2 separate regions of the Homo sapiens genome follow, and region 2 is linked to region 1. The links are chromatin contacts, found by POLR2A ChIA-PET in ENCODE. All regions are on one chromosome and are shown on one strand. Each heading gives the region's core, a stretch centred on a gene start or an enhancer-like site at or near the end of the contact. The rest is flanking DNA. Distances are from core to core; before and after follow the strand shown.

Region 1 (4,323 bases), core at 766-3,265:
TAAGAACAATATGGTCCACACTTGGAAACCCGCCCAACAGGGCCAGTCGAGCCTGCATAAGTGCTAAGAACCATTTAGGAGCACTGTAAACCATTAAGGCCATTAGCTCTAATTTGACCTCCACAAAATACATCAACCCACTAGGAACAAATTTAGAAGCTTTCCAAAGTCAAGTTCTCAAAACCTGAAAGGCTCATAAGCACAGTCTAGGGCAGGGAACAGCCAGCCAGTCCCGGAGCTACTCTTCCCGCTCCCACCTTTCCTGCAGCTGACTGAAGGGTGCATGCTTAGCTGGTACACGGACCCAAGATCCTTCTCCAGCCACTGGATCAGGAAGCTGTGGCCATCGAGGGGTCGATATGCAGGCTGGAACCCGCCAAACATTTCTGATTAAGGGATTCACTCCAGCCTTCCTCTGAGCTCACACCATATACAATCTTCCCTCTGCACTGCTCTAAATCACTTCTTTTCAAATAACGCGGATTTCTGGATTCATTTCCAAGTGATCCTGATTGGAATTCAATTGCACTAACTGGGTCCCTGCAACAGGTCAGGGTTCACCCAGTCTTTCAATCTATAAAGGCAGGTATCATGTACATTAAGAGCCATGATTCCCCCACATTAATACATGTGTCAACACAATAAATAATTTCTCCAACAAAACTTATAACCATCAGCATATGCTATAAATTTAAATTGCAAAATCATCATAATTTTTCATCTTTATTCTTCACTGATAATTACTGACTGCATTTTTTAATACTGATGGCATCATCTTGATGAGGAAGCAGGCAATGAAATAAACTACGGTACTGGCTAGGCACAGAGATCACACTTACAATTCCAGCACTTTGGGAGGCCAAAGTGGGAGGATCACAGGAGCCCCTGAGTTTGAGACCAGCCTGGACAACATAGGGAGACCCCATCTCTACAAAAAATACAAATATTAGTAGGAAGTGGTGGTGCACACCTGTGGTCTCAGCTAAGAGAGGCCAAGGCAAGAGGATCACTTAGCCCAGAAGTTTGAGGCTGCGGTGAGCCAAGATCACATCACTGCACTCTTGGCCTGGGCAAGACAGCAAGACGCTGTCTCAAATTAAAAAAAAAAAAAAATTAAAACAGAGCCAGGTGCGGCTGTTCATGACTATAATACCAGCACCTTGGGAGGCCGAAGCGGGTGGATCACCTGAGGTCAGGAGTTTGAGACCAGCCAGGCCAAGGTGAAACCCTGTCTCTACTAAAAATACAAATATTAGCCAGGCGTGGTGCTGCATGACAGTAATCCAAGATACTCAGGAGGCTGAGGCAGGAGAATTGCTTGAACCCAGGAGGTGGAAGTTGCAGTGGGCCAAGATTGTGTCACTGCACTCCAGCCTGGGCGACAGACACTCTGTCTCAAAAAAAAAAAAAAGAAACCATGGCACTATCAAACTCCACCAGCCAATGCGAGAAGCAGGCTAAGAACACGCATACTAGGTAAGTGGACAGTGCACATGGATAAGTCAACAATCCTTCAGTTGCTTCAATGACAAAAACATACCACATACTTATTTCACTCATCTTTCCAGGGCAGAAGGAAGAAATAAGTGGGAAGAATATGGGCCAAATGAGTTAGCAGTAACAGGAGAAGCAAGATGCAGCACACAGAGTTCTACAGCCCAGGAAGAATTGCCAAAAGCTGAGTAATCCATTCCAGCTCCACCCTGCATGAATTTCCAGGTATCAAATTATATGTTAATTATGCGGACGCAGAGTTATATGTGGGGAAGTGGTGTTAGTCAGCACCCAAGGGGTGGAAATTCAGTAAAAATTTAGTTTTGTCAAGTATGTTTCATGCACAGGCCTGGGGCTCCTCTGGCTCAGGAAAAGAGAAAGCAGGAGTCAGGAGGCCCAGACCTTTCCCTAACAGGGTCCCACAGCCAATTCGCTGGCCCTCTCTAGACCAACTTTCCCGAATTATAAAATACCACAAGGTTTGGGTTTTTTTCCCCCCACCGTTTCTGTTCAAATCAAAAAGCGCTAAGTCCTGGCTGATTTCTGACTCAGCCAGTCAAAAGAGGGACACGCCTCCCTAACTGCAGGAGGGTGGGGAAGGGCAGCTGCACTCAGTCCGATGGAGGGGAAACCAGTAAACCCGTCCCTTGGCACTGTCACTTGGCAATTTCTGAGGTTTAAGACGACACGGCGTTCTCCCAGGTCCTGGCCTGTAAATGCCAGGGAAACGCATTGTACTTGTGAAGAGAGAGAACACAGAGTTTCGAAACTGCTCTAAAGCCCATGTCTCAGGCTGCAAGAACGTTATCAGTCTCACACATCGTGCCCCTGCCTCCAAGGCCCCCATCACCACATACTGATCTTGCCCTGATTTGAAGCGGGCGGGAGAGAGCTATGGGGAAGTCCAGGCCTGTCCCAGCCACGGATGGGACAAACAGACAGGAACTGAGTGCTGAAGACCTTGCTGTAGCTGCTGAGCGATCTTAAAAGGGATCCACCCTGGAGGAGCTGAGCACCCTCTTCTTTCCAGTTCTCCTCACTTTAAACGATTTTTGTCTAATAATGTACCCAACAGGCAGATATCAGAGAAGCACTAAACTAACACCTTGAAATGGGTCAATAATGGCTGGGCGCAGTGGCTCATGCCTGTAATCCCAGTACTCTGAGAGTCCGAGGCAGGTGGATCACTCGAGGCCAGGACTTCGAGACCAGCCTGAGCAACATGGCGAAACCCTGCCACTACTAAAATACAAAAATTAGCCGGGTGTGGCGGCACATGCCTGTAATCCCAGCTACTCGAGAGGCTGAGGTACAAGAATCGCTTAAACTCGGGAGGCGGAGGTTGCAGTGAACCAAGATCGCGTCACTGCACTCCAGCCTGGGTGACAGAGTGAGACCCTGTCTCAAAAAATAAAATTAAAAAAAAAAAAAGAGAGAGAAATGGGTTAATGACAAAGAAGTCCTATACACAGCATAGTATGTACTGTATAGCATTAGGATAATATAGTATAGCAGTCCCTTATCCGAGGCTTCATCTTCCATGACCTCAGTTACCCACATTACAGTACAGTAAGATATTCTGAGAGAGAGGAGAGACCATATTCCCATAACTGTCATTACAGGATATTGTTTTAATTGTTCTATTTTATTATTAGTTATCACTGTTAATCTCTTACTGTGCCTAATTTATAAATTAAATTTTATCATAGGCATGTAGGTAGAGAAAAAAACATAGTCTACCTAGGGTTTGATACTATCCTCCCTCTCAGACATTCCACTAAGTGTCTTGGAATGTCTCCCCAAGGATAAAGAGGGACTGCTGTCGTGGCTAGGAGTATATGCTCTGAGCTGGCATCCCAGCGCAGAGGCCATTTAACAGCAGCAAATTTGCTACAGACTTTGGGCCTCAAGTTCATCACTCATATGATGGGTGTAGGATCATCTTTACCCCATAGGGTTGTAAGGATTAATGAGACAGTGAAGTATTTAGCACAGTAGATGCTTAATAGGGGTTAGCTATTAATGCTTATATTAATATTTATTAACATTTATACAGACAAAGAACATGTTCTCATGTCATTTGCATAGCAATCCAACAAAGGCCGTATTCTCACTTTTGAGGCTCAGAGAAGCAGAGAGACTTGTCCATGGTCACACACAAGTACTCAGACTTCCAGGCCAGTGTCTTTTCCATCATCTTTTTTCAGGGTGTTTCACCCACGCAACACTGGCCAGGGGCTAGATGGTTCCAGGTGGGAGTGGGTGAACTTTGTACATTCTGGTCATTAGCCAGTCAATGTTTATCTGAGCCAATCCAACCAGCACGAGCCTGTGATTCCTCAGACACAATTGCTCGGGATGATGCTAAGGTGGGTATTTGTGGTTATAACGGAGGATCCCGTGAAAAGAAAAATGTAAAGCAAATAATACAGTATAGGCAGTACAAAGAAACAACAGAAATGATGCCCTGAGTTGGGGGCAGAGGGGTCTCTTCCACTCTCAGAGGCTGTCGCCGAACTGATCTTTCTCACATAGTCAACCATTAAAAGTCCCCAACCCACAGGTCCTAGTTTCTTCTAAGTATCCATCTCCCTCCTTGCTAGAGCAGAGCCTCCAAAATGAAAGCGTTTCTCCGCCTTCCTCCAGGCCTCCTGAGAAAGGTTATGAGATGGGTTATCAGCCTCTCTGACCTCTGCAGCCATCAACAGCACTTCTGCCTCTCCCATCCCCCACAGCGAGGATCCTACAGCCCAGAGCCAGCTTCCCTGCCTTCCCCCATTAATGCCTTTCCCCTCCAACAGCTATCACAAGAGGGCTGTTTAGTGAGAG
Region 2 (3,975 bases), core at 464-2,963, 230 kb after region 1:
TCTGTAAGCCATCTGCACCCTTTATTATTAAGAACATATTTACCAAGATTTCACAACTGTTTAATAGATACGTATCTTATTACATGTTTGATACACCTCATTAAACATATGATTCAATCGGTATTTATTTAACATCCAGTAAACACGGAGACCCCTCAGCCTAGATAGGGGGAAGGGGGAGGACCCCAGCTCAGTGTCAGTGTGCCCCTTTGTCCTATAGAAACTGCTCCGCACAGCCCAGTGCTTCATCTTTAACCCTTCAACACTCCAGCTCAAATGGGCTTGGGCCAAGAGTCAAAGTCGGGATGAAAGCCTAAACTGTAGCTTACACACAGTTCAGGCTCCCACTGGGGCTACCAGGCTGGATGCAGTCCACGTTCTCCTCATGCCATCTCAGCAACAGAGCCAAGTGTGAGCTATGGGGTGCCCTGTATTTCCAGCCCTACAGTGTGACTGTGAATTTTTTTTTTCGGTGACTTACGGTGTGGCCTTCAATACAATTCATTGCAAAAAAAAGGAGGAAGATTCCAAAATCTCCCAGCTGTTCTTTCAAACCAGACTAGATGCATCAGAGCCCTGTTAAATAAACTAGATATAGACCAGGATGCTCTCTGAGTCTATCCCTCTGCTTCGTTCTTCACTTGTCTAATCTTCATGACCCTTGATTCATGGTGTTGACCTCTTCACACATATCCCAGACATCTGAGTTCACTTCCCATGTGCTCGAGATCTCTTAGTGGTTTCAGTTATGATACACCTGAGTACTACATGGGGGGAAGCTCAAGACAGAAAATACAACTCAACACAAGAGCCTTTCTTCAAATGGAAATTTTCTGGCATGAGTTTCTCATCCCTGCCAGCTTCACTTTCTTCTAAAGCAGGGCTTTGGAGAAACATTACTCCATTGAAATGCTGAAGGCCTTTTTTTTTTTTTTTTTTTTTTTTTCTGTTGTTCAGGGTTTCCAGGATTCAGGGTGAAGAAATCCAAAGAAACCACACCAACTCCTCTGTGGGAAAACTTTTCCTTTAAGAAGGCCACAAGGCTTAGCCAAACAACTGATTACAAAGTATGGAACTGCAATGCTTTCTGTAGAGGGGGCAGGGGGCAATTTAGTTCTTAGTTCTTTGCCATAAATAACGGATTAAAAAGCTTAGCTGATGCTATAAATTAAAAATGTGAAACTAATTATACCAGTCCCATAAAAGCAAAACAACCAATTCATAACCAAAGTATGTGATGTGACAGCATCTACTGGGTATGACAGCTCTAGAGAAGCCGAGGAGACCCAGTAATCCTGCAAGAATCTGTCCTCCAGCCCAGAACCACAGGCCTACTTCCATGTTACAAAGCAAAACAGTAGTAGCTATGTTGTTCTCTCTACCCATTTTTCATGACAATGGCTTCATCCTTTCTCCACCCCTTCCATGCAGGCCCATTACTCAAAAGAAAGGCTCACCCATACCAAAAAGCACAGCTGCAGTTTTGCCAATTCAAACCAGATGGGTCTGAAAGGCAGCTGCTGCCAAGACTATAATTCAACTGGGAGTTCCTAAATGTTTCAACCAGCCATTTAATAATGTTCTATCTGGAGTTTTCTCCCTGTTCTAAATATATGAGTGAGGCCAACTTGGTAGGACCCTGCAGTTTCAGAAGAGTTCTCTGTGTTGCTCAATGGATTGTTTCCTTCTGTTTGACATGGCCCCATACTCAACGTATCACAAACTGCTGTGTTTTCTCCACCCCTAGCTTGTCCTCCCCCCGATGCTGAATGAATCACTGTTCACAACTGATCATGTCCTCTGTGTATAAGAATTATTCATTACACATTTTGCCTGTGACTTTGTGGTTCTTTGCATTAAAGGTGGAACTTATTTCCTCATTGTGTTGGTCTGTTGCTCAATCACATGACTTGACTTGGCTAATGGGGAGAGAGAGGTGTGTGTGTGTGCATGGACGTGTGTGTGTGTGCGTGTGTATGTGTATGCTGGGTCTACATGGAGACCTCAAGAAACACTGCATATTTCTGTTCATGCTTTTATACTCAGATGATCTCACATGAGAATGATATGATCTAGATAGTGATTGATCTGAGAAGAATGAGAAAGCACAACTAACTTGAACCCATCTTGCAATGTGGAGTCAAGCTCAGCTGATTCCAGTCAAGCACAGAAGAACCAAAGCAGGCCTATAGATACACAAGGGAAAAATAAATGCTTACTGTTTTAAGATGCTAAGTTTCGGGAAGCTTTGTTACACAGCATTATTGTGGCAGTCGCTGACAGATACACTTGCCACCTAAGTTATCTTTCCAAAACTGCCATGGGATTATGTTAGTCCCTTGATTTGTGGCTTCTTGCTGCTTACAGGTCAAGTCCAAACTCTGTGCCATGTCATTCAAGGTCCCCAGCAATCCAGCTCTAGTTTAAGCATCAGTTTCTCTGCAAATCCTTCCCCAACTGAATTGGTTCCCGTCCTCTGGGTTTCCAGAGTCCACCAGTGATCTGCTGCAACAGTACTTGTCAAACTGGATATCGCTAGTATTATATCCATCTCCCTCAAAAGACTGTGAACTCCAAAGTCAAGAGTCAACTCATTCATCTTTGTAGTCTCAGCATGAACCTATGGTAAACAAACTGAATTTACTTAGCAATGATTACAGCCTGCCTGATTTTGATAGGAAACACTGATAGATCATTTGACTACAAAAGACACAAATATTGTCCCAGCTACTCAGGAGGCTGAGGCGAGAGAATGGCCTGAACTCAGGAGGCTGAGCTTGCGGTGAGCTGAGATCGCGCCACTGCACTCCAGCCTGGGTGACCGAGCAAGAGTCCATCGCAAAAAAGAAAAAGAAAAAAAAAAAGGACTCAAATATTATCTGAACACTTTCAAAAAAGTAACTAGGACTCTGTCTCCCCTTCCTCTAATTTTCTAATTCAGGAGTTCAGCTTCCTGAACAACGGTCTGGGTTTCAGTAGGAGACAGATAGTGGTGCAAATATCCCTGAAGGTCGTAAAGACATGTTCCGAAAGCATGGCCGTGGTCCACTTAAGTTCTCCCTTAGGATTTCAGCCTGATCCTTGCTCTAATGTTGACCCACTGCCATTGCCCAAATAGAGTGAGCTGAAAGCAGGCTGAAGTTTGATTTTCCCAGTTGATTTGGTCATAGTTTTGCCCGTAATAATGTTGCTGTTTTCCCTGGGCTGTGACTGTTACAGATGAGTCAGAGGGAGCAGGGCTGTAGCCCTCAGATGGGTCGATGTTATCGATCCTCAAGGCTCCATGTCATTTCCAGGGGATTTGCTAAAGAAGCTACTTATGTTCCTTTTTCATTTTCACCAACTCATTACCAGCTGCTGCAGCCTTCGTATGCCTCAGCAACACCTGGAGAAGTGGAACATGACCGTCCGATTTGAGTTCAGACACCTTCCTTTGAAATTCAACACAAGGCAACATGCAACCCACCAAAATCTGAGTCAAATAAGGAAGTCAGGTCACACTGGCCCACAGGGGTTTGGTATTTTTTGTTTTGTTTTAAAAAGGGCAGCCTGGCCCTACACTAAGCAATTGATCCCCTGGCTTAACTTTTAAATTAAGACCATTGTAAATTTGGGAACTTGAGAAGACATAGAGAGGACACCCATAATACTTTGCAAATGTCAAGTGCCTCTCGATGTTGGTTACTTTTCAAAGGTAGCTAGGTTACAATGTACCCTGGTAATGAAAAAACCCCGTCAGGCCCACTCCACGGGGTTTCAGTCAATATACATAATATTATTGGGCTTTGCAAGGATTAAAGGTTGTTTCTCTCACAGCCTCACAATAGGGCTATTTATTTTTTTCTACCCAAGGCACAAAAGAAGCCTCCCTGTTTACAGAGGAGCCCAGGACATTTTGGGGCTCCAAGGCGGTCCAGACTTCTCTTTGCACACTTCCCCCTGCTGGTGGCTTTGTAGTTAACCTAAAAAAAAAAA

Evidence for each region. ChIA-PET counts read pairs that join two places held with the same protein, here RNA polymerase II (POLR2A).
Region 2: POLR2A ChIA-PET joins it to region 1 with 10 read pairs in BJ. The contact joins two enhancer-like sites. POLR2A ChIA-PET finds 5 or more read pairs at or near these places in 5 of 52 experiments (AG04449, BJ, MCF 10A and 2 more).

The regions. Positions count from the first base shown.
Region 1 is chr16:72,988,081-72,992,403 of GRCh38, forward strand. The region is part of intron 1 of ZFHX3 (zinc finger homeobox 3); the gene reads right to left. Among named protein-coding and RNA genes, the nearest start is that of ZFHX3, 58 kb to the right of the region's middle. Within about 2 kb of position 2,016, at least 26 of the 41 ENCODE cell types and tissues checked have a DNase peak (open chromatin) inside an H3K27ac peak, as active enhancers do.
Region 2 is chr16:73,213,923-73,217,897 of GRCh38, forward strand. It overlaps a transcript of ZFHX3 not described here. Among named protein-coding and RNA genes, the nearest start is that of ZFHX3-AS3, 17 kb to the right of the region's middle. Within about 2 kb of position 1,714, at least 5 of the 41 ENCODE cell types and tissues checked have a DNase peak (open chromatin) inside an H3K27ac peak, as active enhancers do.